Regions from separate parts of the Homo sapiens genome. Here region 1 is linked to region 2. A link is a loop called in an ENCODE intact Hi-C map of the cell type or tissue named here. Cell type or tissue: ascending aorta. All regions are shown on one strand. Links, peaks and the distances in the headings refer to the core of each region. The heading gives the core; the rest is flanking DNA. Region 1 has its middle 14 kb from the start of CST3. Region 2 overlaps LINC03125 (long intergenic non-protein coding RNA 3125).

Evidence for each region. Hi-C counts contacts between places; a loop is a spot of excess contacts. Peaks named below come from ENCODE experiments on the same cell type or tissue, not always from the same donor. Only the 100,000 strongest peaks of a DNase experiment are listed, where the experiment ranks them.
Region 1: it touches region 2 in a loop (6-fold over the local background); 3 of 110 quality-filtered maps call a loop at or near these places.

Annotation. Positions count from the first base shown.
Region 1 is chr20:23,621,103-23,626,479 of GRCh38, forward strand. No RefSeq gene overlaps it. Among named protein-coding and RNA genes, the nearest start is that of CST3, 14 kb to the right of the region's middle. RefSeq lists a silencer at 1,699-1,909. In ascending aorta, for the core only: no CTCF peak of the experiment used is centred there; a DNase peak (open chromatin) is centred at 1,989; H3K4me3 peaks cover 1,089 bases; H3K27ac peaks cover 2,333 bases.
Region 2 is chr20:23,149,787-23,155,163 of GRCh38, forward strand. The region is part of intron 1 of LINC03125 (long intergenic non-protein coding RNA 3125); the gene reads left to right. Among named protein-coding and RNA genes, the nearest start is that of LINC03125, 4.4 kb to the left of the region's middle. RefSeq lists an enhancer at 460-1,443. In ascending aorta, for the core only: no CTCF peak of the experiment used is centred there; DNase peaks (open chromatin) are centred at 665, 2,335, 2,825 and 3,305; H3K27ac peaks cover 5,000 bases.

The sequences.
Region 1 (5,377 bases), core at 101-5,100, 470 kb after region 2:
AGTGAGCAAGGCTCTGTGGGTGTGGGACTCACCTAGCCAGGCATGGGAGGGAATCTCCTGGTCTGCCGGGTGCGAAGACCATAGGAGAAGTGCATTATTTGGACAGGGGTGTACCATTCCTCCAGGTACAGTCTGTCACGGCTTCCCTTGGATAAGAAAGGGAAATCCCCTGACCCCTTGTGCTTCCCGGGTGAGGTGACGCCCTACCCTGCTTCAGCTTGCTCTCCATGGGCTGCACCCCCTGTCCAACCAGTCCCAATGAGATGAACCAGGAATCTCAGTTGGAAATGCAGAAATCACCCATCTTTTGCGTCAATCTCGCTGGGAGCTGCAGACCAAAGCTATTCGTATTCAGCCATCTTGGCAGCGACCAGTAATTCTATTTTTAATTCTTTGAGGAACTATTGTAAGTTTTCCACAGTAGCTGCACCATTTTACATTCCCACCAGCAGTGAAGAAGAGTACTAATTTTTACACATTCTTAATTACAGCCACCTTCGTGGGTGTAACAGGGTATCTCACTATGGCCTTGATTTGTGTTTCCCTAATGATGAGTGATGTCGAGTAGCTTTTCATGTGTGTACTGGCCATGCATGCATGTATCTTTGCAGAAATATCGATTCAAGCCTATTGCCCATCTTTGGTCATGTTGTTTGCTCTGTTTTTGTTGTCAAGTTGTAGGAGTTCCTTATATATTTTGGATACTAACCACTTGTCAGATATGTAATTTTGCAGATATTTTCTCCTTTTCTGTGGGTTGCCTTTTCATTCTGCTGATAGTGCTAGTGCCCTTTTTGATTTTATATTATTATTGATATGGTTTGGCTCTGTGTCCCCACCCAAATCTGTTGAGTTGTGATCCTCAGTGTTGGAGGAGGGACCTGGTGGGAGGTTATTGGATCATAAGGGCAGGTTCTTTTTTAAAAATTATTTTATTATTATTTTTTAAGTTCCAGGGTACAGGTATGTGCAGATTTGTTACATAGGTAAACATGTGTCATGGTGGTTTGCTGCACCTGACAACCCATTACCTAGGTATTAAGCCCAGCATGCATCAGCTCTTTTCCCTAATGCTCTCCCCATCCCACCTTCCCCCAACTGGCCCCAGTGTGTGTTGTTACCCTCCCTGTGTCCATGTGTTCTCATTATTCAGCTCCCACTTATAAGTGAGAATATGTGGTGTTTGGTTTTCTGTTCCTGCATTAGTTTGCTGAGGAGAATGGCTTCCAGCTTCACCCATGTCTCTGCAAAGGACATGATCTCATTCCTTTTTATGGCTGCACAGTATTCCATCGTGTATATGTACCATTCTTTATCCAATCTATCATTGATGGGCATTTGGGTTGATTCCATGTCTTTGCTATTGTGCCACAATGAACATATGAGTGCATGTATCTTTATAATAGAATGATTTATATTCCTTTGGGTATATAACCAGTAATGGGATTGCTGAGTCAAACGGTATTTCTGGTTCTAAATCTTTGAGGAATCACCACTCTGTCTTCCACAGTCATTGAACTAATTTACATTTCCACCAACAGTGTAAAAGCATTCCTACTTCTCTGCATTCTCAGCAGTATCTGTTTTTTTTTTTTTTTGGACTTTTTAATAAAAAGTGGAAATGCATTTTGCATTCACATAACGTCAGTTCTGTTTCGTTTCATGGACAATGAAGTATAACTTACAGACTATAGAAAGCAGAGACACTCTCATATTTTTACTTATGTGAATAAAAGTTGGGCCCATCTGCTCCCTCTCCTTTCTTTAACAATAGCACTACTGAGCTGTGATTTTGCCCAGTATCATCCCCCAGGAGACCAGTTCCCAGCCTCTTGGCAGCTGGGTGTGGCCGAGTGAGTCATCTCTGGCCAGGGAGATGAGAGCAAAGGACTGCAGCCACAGAGGCTTTGAGCTCCATTGCCCATACCCTGCTTTTCTTATGAAGAGAATTTATTCTCATCCCAGTGGTATCACTGAAAAGCTAAAGGCTGGGAAGATGAATGGAAGGGCCCGTGCTTTGGACATTCTGTTCCCATGAATCATATTTGCTTGGGAAATTAAGCAGGAACGAGAGCATTTTGGAAAACATGCTTCAGTTTCACTTTCAAAACAGGAACAGAGAAAAAGTAAAAACGAGAGAGGAAAACCAGCTGTGATGGCTAAATTTTTTGTGCCAACTTGGCTAGGCCATGGTGCCAGTTGTTTGGTGAAGCACCAATCTGTGTGTTGTCATGAGGGTGTTTTGTAGATATTGTTAACATGTACAATCGGTTGATTTTCAGTGAAGAAAATAACCTTAGATAATGTGGCTGGACTCCATTCAATTAGTTGAAGGACTTAAGGGCAAAAACTGAGATTTCCAGAAGAAGAATGAAGTCTGTTTTAGACTGTAACATATCCTGCCTGCCTGACAAATCCTGGACTTGCCAGGCCCCACAATCACATAAACAGATTCCTTAAAATAAATCTTTTTACATATATATGTGTGTGTATATATATATATATATATACACACACACACACACATTCTCTTAATAAATATAAATATATCTTAATATATGTACATAATATATATGTATACATTTCATGTTATATATGTATAATTGTATATTTATGTGCACATAATATATATCCTATTGGTACAATCTCTTTATATATATATAGATGTGTGTGCGTATATATATCCTGTTGGCTCTGTTTCTCTGGAGAAACCAAGTTGATACATGTATTAGTCTGTTCTCACACTGCTATAAAGAAATACCTGAGACTGGGTAATTTATAAAGGAAAGAGTTTTAATTGACTCACAGTTCCACGTGGCTGAGGAAGCCTCAAGAAACTTATGACCATGGCAGAAGGTGAAGGGGAAGCAAGGATGTTCTTCACACAGCAGCAGGAGACAGTGTATGTAAAGAAGAAACTGTCAAACATTTACAAAACCATTAGATTGCATGAGAACTCACCATCATAAAGATAGCATGGGGAAAACTGCACCCATGGTCCAATCACCTCCCACCAGGTCCCTCCCTCAACACGGGGATTATGGAGATTACAATTCAAGATGAGATTTGAGTGTGGACACAGCCAAACCATATCAATACACTGACTAATTCAGCAAGAAGAGACAGACTTCCCTATGAACTTAAGGACTGGGACCAATTTGATACAAAGCACAATGTGGTTCTGAAGGCTGGCAGAGAGGGAGATGAGGACGAACCTTGATTCAATTTCTCTTGCAGGGGCCACTGAAAAAGTGAGAGACACGTGAGCTATTGCTGAATTAGAAAACACTGACTGGGACTATCTAAAGTGAAATTAGCCAGACACAAAAAGACAAATACCGCATGTTCTCACTTATATGTGGGAGCTAAAAAGTCTGATCACATGGAAGCAGAGAGTGGAAAGATAGATACCAGAGACTGGGAAGGGTGAGTCACTGAAGGGGGAGGATGAAGAGAAGTGGGTTACAGGGTACAAATGTACAGTTAGATAGAAGAAACACATCTGATGTTTGATAGCAGAGTAGGGTGACTATAGTTAAACAAAAATGTATTGTATTCTGGTGATGGACTCCCTAAACAGTCTGACCTAATCACTATGCATTTATATAAATGCAACAAAATTTCACATGTGCCCCATAAATTTGTACAAATAAAAACAAACAAAACAAAATTCTTATGCCTAAAAAAGGAAGAATGAAAGAACGAAAGAAAGAAAGAGAAAGAAAGAAGGAAAGAAAAAGAAAGAAAGAAAGAAAGAAAGAAAGAAAGAAAGAAAGAAAGAAAGAAAGAAAGAAAGAAAGAAACAAAGAAAGAAACAAAGAAACAAAGAAAGAGTGAATGGGGCCAAAGGCATCTCACTGATGGAGAGTAGAGTGGTCTCAGAGGACAGGCCAGAATGACACCTCGGGGGGTTGGTGGGGTGCAGGTAGGATCCAGGGAGCTACTGGCATCTGCGGGGAGCCTCTTAGGTCTGCACAAAGAGGACTCCCAGTAAGAACAGTTGAAGGTTTGCTTCCTACAACTGTTAGAATCACCTGCGGCGTGTGACTTTAGTTGTCTGGATGGGGCTTGTGAACCAGCATCCATTCAATGCATCCAGGTGATTCTTATAGTTGTTGGTTCAGGTTCTTGACTTCGCCACACAAAATAATTTGAGAGCAAGTCCAAAGTAACAGTAGGCAAAGAAGTCTGTTGCAAAGCAACAGCTACATTCTGAGAGGCAGAGGGGGCTGCTCAGAAGAAACAGCAGCTAGTGCCGTAAGGGAAATTCCCTTTATGGGAGCTGTTCATTCACATTCATAAAATACTGGTGAGGTCAAGTATGCAAAGGTGGACTTGCGGTTGACACATGCACTCAGCATCTATGTGCTCTAACATGCATCACGTGCATCATCAGCACATAAAATCTCCACCTAGGAATGTGTTTTTTACTATTAAGATGAGGGAAATGACACTATAAGCCAAACCTTCAGCCTACTTGCATAGGTGGGACCCCAGAGAAGTTCTTAGCCCTCCACTCCCCTCAAAGTAGGAATTTGTAGCTAATATCTTCTTGGGCTTTGGAGCTGATTGGCTGGAGATTAGGGAAGCTACTTCATGAACAAGGGGCTTTTGTTCTCTTTCCCAGCTGCGTTGAGTATCAGGAACTTAAGACTCTGGCGGTTGGCTGGTACCGTGTAGGACTGCTTACCTTGCAAAAGAGTTAGATGCTGACACGTAAGGATGCAAGTGAAAGGAGCCCACTGAGAAGTGAGCCCACAGGGCTTCACACAAGCGGATGAGCCAGTATGGCCCCCTAACCTTCCTTATCCAGCCTCATTCTGTGCCCCCAGGAATGAGGACCACAGTCTTAGCAACTGGGCCAGGTCTTCTGACCAACTTCACCAACGTGAAATCATCGAAGCTCCACTGGTGGTTTCTCAGGTGATGCGGACACTGTAGGTGAAGATACAGGTTTGATTCAGCTTCAAGAGGACGTGCTTGATAAACTCAAGGAAAATAAGAGAGGATGAGCAGAGGTGGGACCTACCAAAGGGGAGTCAGTCACCGGTGTCTCAGGTCAGTGCTCATTCTGATGGAAAACAGTTATCCCACTCAGGGTGAGAGAATAAACAAGACCTGTTCAACATCACATGACTTGAGCAGACTGGAAGTGACTGATTTATATCCTTCCTTAGGGTATCCCTTGGGCAAAATGCAGTGACTGCGTAAGAAGAGGAAAGGAGTGGGGCTTGAACACAAGGAAAGAATCAAGGACTTTCCAAAATTTCACTGCAAGTAGGCATGAGCACACACTGCTTCTCATGTTTACTACTTTGTCTCACAGCTTGTGAACACACATTCTTGGGCCACGCCCCAGGGTTTCTAATTCAACAGG
Region 2 (5,377 bases), core at 274-5,273:
AGCCTTTTGTAGGAGAACTGTAGGCCAGGGCTGAGTGCACCTGGGATGCAGGATCTCCAGGGGGGACCTATCACTTGTGCGAATTTAAACCTGCTCAGAGCTTAGGGCCCGGCTCTGCTCAAGATGGGCAGAAATAAAGAAGACTAAACATTTACATCTCAAGAGTTTATTTACCCTGGCCTGACTCTTCAAAAAATGCCATTGCTGCTACCCTGAGGATTAACCATGGCCATTTTTAGACCAGGTGCCATCCTGCCTTTAGCCTCGGGTCACCCCTCTGACTCACTGCCAGGAAACGGAGCCTAGACCCTGATGTGTGGTGAGAATTGGCCTGGTTTTCACCTGAGATCCACACTTGAGAAAGCTGATTGAACTCACAGCGTGCCATCCTGCCTAAGATCCTCTTCAGAGATTCTATTTCCCAGAGGGAGGGGATCACTTTCCGCAGTGGGGTTTCTATCTGGGACATTTCTCTTCATCTGTAGGAACCCTATTTAAAGGCTAGAAAATCTGAGGGAGAAGTGGAAAGAAGAAAGCTGTGTAGCTGTGACGATGGCCTGGGACATGGATTCCCAAAGCCTGACCCTCCGCTGTGCCCCCTGCTCCCCAGCAGGCATGGTTAGCCTGTCATGGAACCCTGCACCTGAGCCTGGGCGAGCTCCAGATTCCTCAGCACACAGAGCTCCAAGCTCCTCCTGCCAGGCCGCCAGGGCTGGCTCCCGAGAGAATGCACAAGCCTTTTGTGGTGTCTGAGAAAACACAGCTGAATCTACTAGGCAAGGGGTTGTATAGGGCACCTCGGGAAGAAGTCGCACAGGTGCCCCCAGAGATCTCAGGGGCAGGGAGGGGCTCACCCATAAGGGAAGGGGAGGACTCAGAAGGCTTTGAGGAAGAGGCAGCTCCTAAAATGGGTGAGGGCAGAGTGTGCCCTGAGGCCCCACAGCAGGCAAGCAGGTGACTGGAGAAGCAGCTAGGTCTGGTGCCTGTGTGCCAGGCTTGTATGCCAGGGCTGGGCTGCATGGGATGCACAATGCTACTGGGCCAGCACCATCAGCAGTGTACTGCCCCTCACACCCAGGGCAGGCCTTGAAGCTAAGAGAGGGATGGGGCAGTGCCCATCGTTCTCCTGCCACTGGAGTGTGACCTTCTGGTGCCATGACAGCCAGTGGGTGGCAGGTGCCTGCCCCTCTTCCCATAGGCTGCCCCAGGAGGAAGAGGGGCCCGTTCCTGTGAGTAGAGCACAGTGAAACCACTCTCTTTTCTGCACAGTGAAAGAGACATCCTTCACGGGGTGCAGAGAAGCTGCTGCCCTTTCCTCCCCGTCAGGCCAGAGTCTTCCCTACTCCCTGCTGGGGCCAGGGAGGACAGAGGCAGCCCTGAAGCTTCCTGTGGCTCAACTCTTGAAGGCTGCTCAGTTAGAGAAAAAGGATGGTGCTGACCATGGAGGAATCTCACACACACTCCAGGCACCCTGCCTCTGCCTTGCTCTCTGCAGTGGCCACTGAGAACTCTTAGGAATTGACCCTTGCTTCTTAGGCACTGGGCATGAGAGAGGGCCCTCCCTTGCTGTGGGGGCCTCCCAAGACCAGGGAGGCTGGGCCTCTGGAGGTCTCCCCTGAAACTCCTTACCCAGCGGGATCATGCCCTGGGCCTTTGTGCCTGCCGGAATCCTGGTGGGTGGAGGAAATCCGTTACCCTCATGAGAGCTACCTGCCTAGACCCCTGCTGACCTGACCTCACCTTTTGTTTGACCCAGGAACTTACCCGCCCCTTGCTGGGGGTTGGAACTGTCACATGTCCTAAGCCAGCATGAACAGGCAGGATAGTTAGGCTGACTGTGATTGTGCTGGCCATGATGCTCGACTTGGCCCTAGGCTTGACTTTGTTTCATCTGTAATAGTCTCCATTTTTTCTTGCTGTGAAGTAAGCCACCTCAAAACTTAGTGGCTTAAAACAGCAGTTTATTCTTCTTCCCTACCATGGGTTGAGTGTGTGGTCCTTCTGCTGTGCTTGATGTGACTGTGTGGCGTCGTCACAGGGGGGCTTAAATGGGGTGAGACACCAAGCATGGCTCATTCAGAGGCCCAGTGCTTTGGGGAACGGCCAGGAGGCTGCACTCAGCCAGGACCCTCAGCGTCATCTCAGGGTCTCTGCCTCTCTTCGTGGCCTCTCCATGTGGACTTTTTAATTACATGGCAGCTCAGCACTCCCAGAGCACAAATAGGAGCTCTATCTGTAGGAGGTGGCCAGGCCTTCTACAGCCACAGGCCCAGGTCCCTTCCACCACAGCATGTGGGTCACAGACCTGCCCTGACTCACACAGTGGAAGGCAACAGGGCAGCATGCACACCGAAAGCCATCACTGGATCCTGTGTTTACAGCATCTCAATTCCACAGCAACACCCGAGTTTCCATCAAGGAGGCAATGAAGACCCAGCCCGGGCAGCAGGAGGCAGCGGTGTTATCAGGGGCCCACTCGTTCTGAGGGACCATAAAAATACTAGGAAAAGATCATTTTTCATCTTGACTACTTAACAATCTTACAGTTTTATTATAGTCTTAAAGCTCCTGGCCAGGGTTTTATCTTTGGGAAGTATCTCTTTATGTGCCAAGTGCCACCAAACAGCATCTGTTGGTGCCTCCTCCTACAGGAAGCAAGTGCCTCCTCATACAGGAAGCACTGGCATTAGGAACACCCTGTATTTCTCGCCTGCAGCTGCACTGTGTCACTCACTGATGTCATTCTCCTATCTGAAGGGCTCAGGGTCCACTCTCCAGCCTGACCTGCTGCGAGGTCACTTAGCTAAGACCAGCTAAAAATAGCAACTGTTGCTCAGAAGCACCGGCTCTGCATCATGGGCTCACCCTGACGCCTATGCCTCCCCGGGGACAGGGCCGCACGATGGAGGAAGAGCCGACTGAGCCAGCTCCAGCCACCTTCTCCAAGCACAGGACCTTGTGAGCTGTGAGCTGACTAACAGCTTCAGCATCGAGCTTTGGGGGATATTAATGCTTAGCTGATAAGCATTAATCATATCCCACTTAAGTAATGGTTGGGCCAATTTCTGTTTTCAATTAAGAATAAAATGTAAGCATTTGGTTCATATATAAGCAATCTTCAGTGAATGGTAAATTATTATTTTGGGAAAAAAAGTAAAATGGACATGTACTTAGAACTAAACTCAGAGCCTTGGGCAGTGTCTAGGATTTCTCTTTGGAAGTTGGATTGGGAAGAGGATGTGCCTGGGAGCTTATTGGATCTGAGGGGTGGGAGGAGACTTCCCCAGATCCACCGCACTGCCACAGTCTCTCTCAAGGCATCTCCAAAGGTGGCATCCCAACCTCAAAGTGACAGAAGAAGAATCATGGGCCATCGGCGGCACTGGTTTTCTAGGTTGTGTTATAATTTTCATTTCCCCATAGATGAAAAATGTCAATTGTGTTCATCTTGAAGGCTATGTTAGAATTAGAATGCTATTAAAATTTTCATGGATAATCTTAAAAAAATGCAATGATGAACATAACTACCTCCTAGAAATTGTGTTTCTTTCTTCCTTTAAAGTGAAAAAAAATATTACCTGTTGCTACCCTGTTCACCATTAGCCTTCAACGTGAATGGTGCAAAGCATTTTCAGTGTTAAGGCGGTTAAAATGGTCTTTTAGGAACAGCTTAGACATTAGCAGAATGCCTTCCTTATTCTATCACCGTATTAGGAGAAACAAGCAGAGCCCCCACCCCAAGCCTGTATTCTGTCCACTCCCAGTAGGTATCAGACAGAAATCTGCGAAGCCCCTCAGTGCTTTAGGTGAATCGGTGCTGACATCAGCTCTGAACTTTCCTTCTTCCACCCAGGTCTGACAGAGGACAGGTGAGCAAATCTCCTCAAAGCAAGTCAGACAGAGCCTGGCACCGCAAGATCAGGGGAGAGGTCTTCAGAAACAGCAGGCTGACATTCTCCCCTTCCCAGAGGAGAAAAAGGCCCTCTAACTGAGAAACAGTTTCACCATCAGTGGACAGCTCTCCCATGCTCAGCCCATGCCCTGAGAGGCCAGAACCCCAGTGCAGGCCACGCACCCACATCCACTCCTCATGTTAGAGGTTGTGTGCGACTGCTAGGGCTGCTGGGTAGACTGTGTGGCTTCAACTACAGGCCTTGATTTCCTCACAATTCTGGAGGCCAGAAGTCTGAGATCCAGGTGCCAGCAGGGTGGGTTTCTTCTGAGGCCTCCCTCCTCAGCTTGCCAACGTCCATCTTCTCTCTGTGTCCTCACAGGGCCCTTCCTGTGTGTCTGGATCCTAATCTCCTCTTATTGTTAAAGATACCACTGAGATTGGATTAAGACCCAGCCCAATGACCTCATTTTACCTTAGTCACCACTCTAAAGGCCCTATCTACAATACAGTCCCATTCTGAGGTACCAGGAGTCAAGGCTTCAACACAGGAATTTTAGGGGAGACAGAATTTAGTCTCTAACAGAGGTCATCTCATTTAAACCCTTGGACTTGAAAGTGTACTCCTCATCTGAACTGCTGCAGGTAAGGATGGGAATTAAGAGACCCAAGGAGGAGTGACTGTTGTATCAGGACAAGCTTGCTGAATTGAAATGAAAAACAGAAATCTGTCCATTGTGCCAGTCCCATTCCCTCTGGACTCAGCTCTAACAAGGTTTGGAAGGCCAAACTCCCAGATGCTGAAAGACAATGAAGTTTAAAAACAAGTCCATTGGTGGCATCCAGATCAGAGTTTCCAATCAGATACCTGGTCCTCTACGATTTTCACACCCAGCAGGGAGGAGAGCAGGCAGCCCTTTCTTTCCACACTCCCTGCCCACTTCACAACAATAGTTGGGAATGTGTTTCTGTGAAAGAAGTTCACAGCCAGCCACAGTGGCTCATGTTTGTAACCTTGCACTTTAGAAGGCGAGGCAGAAGGGTTGCTTGAGCCCAGGAGTTCCAGGTTACAGTGAGCTATGATTGCGCCACTGCACTCCAGCCTGTTTCTGAAAGAGAGAAAGAGAGAAAAGAAAGAAAGAAAGAAAGAAAGAAAGAAAGAAAGAAAGAAAGAAAGAAAGAAAGAAAGAAAGGAGAGAAAAGGAAGAAAGAAAGAAAGAAAGAAAGAAAGAAAGAAAGAAAGAAAGAAAGAAAGAAAGAAAAAGAAAGAAAGCAAAAGAAAGAGAGACAGAGAGAGAGAAAGAAAGAAAGAAGGGAGGGAGGGAGGGAGAAAGGGAGGGAGGGAAGGAGGATGGAAGGAAGGAAGGAAGGAAAGAAAAAGAAAGAAAGAAAAAAAGAGAAAAAGAAGGTGTTAGATAAAGCTAGGTTCTTCTTCAGTTTGTCCAGTTCCCCTGTTCTTTATTCTCTAAATTCGGAGTAACCCGC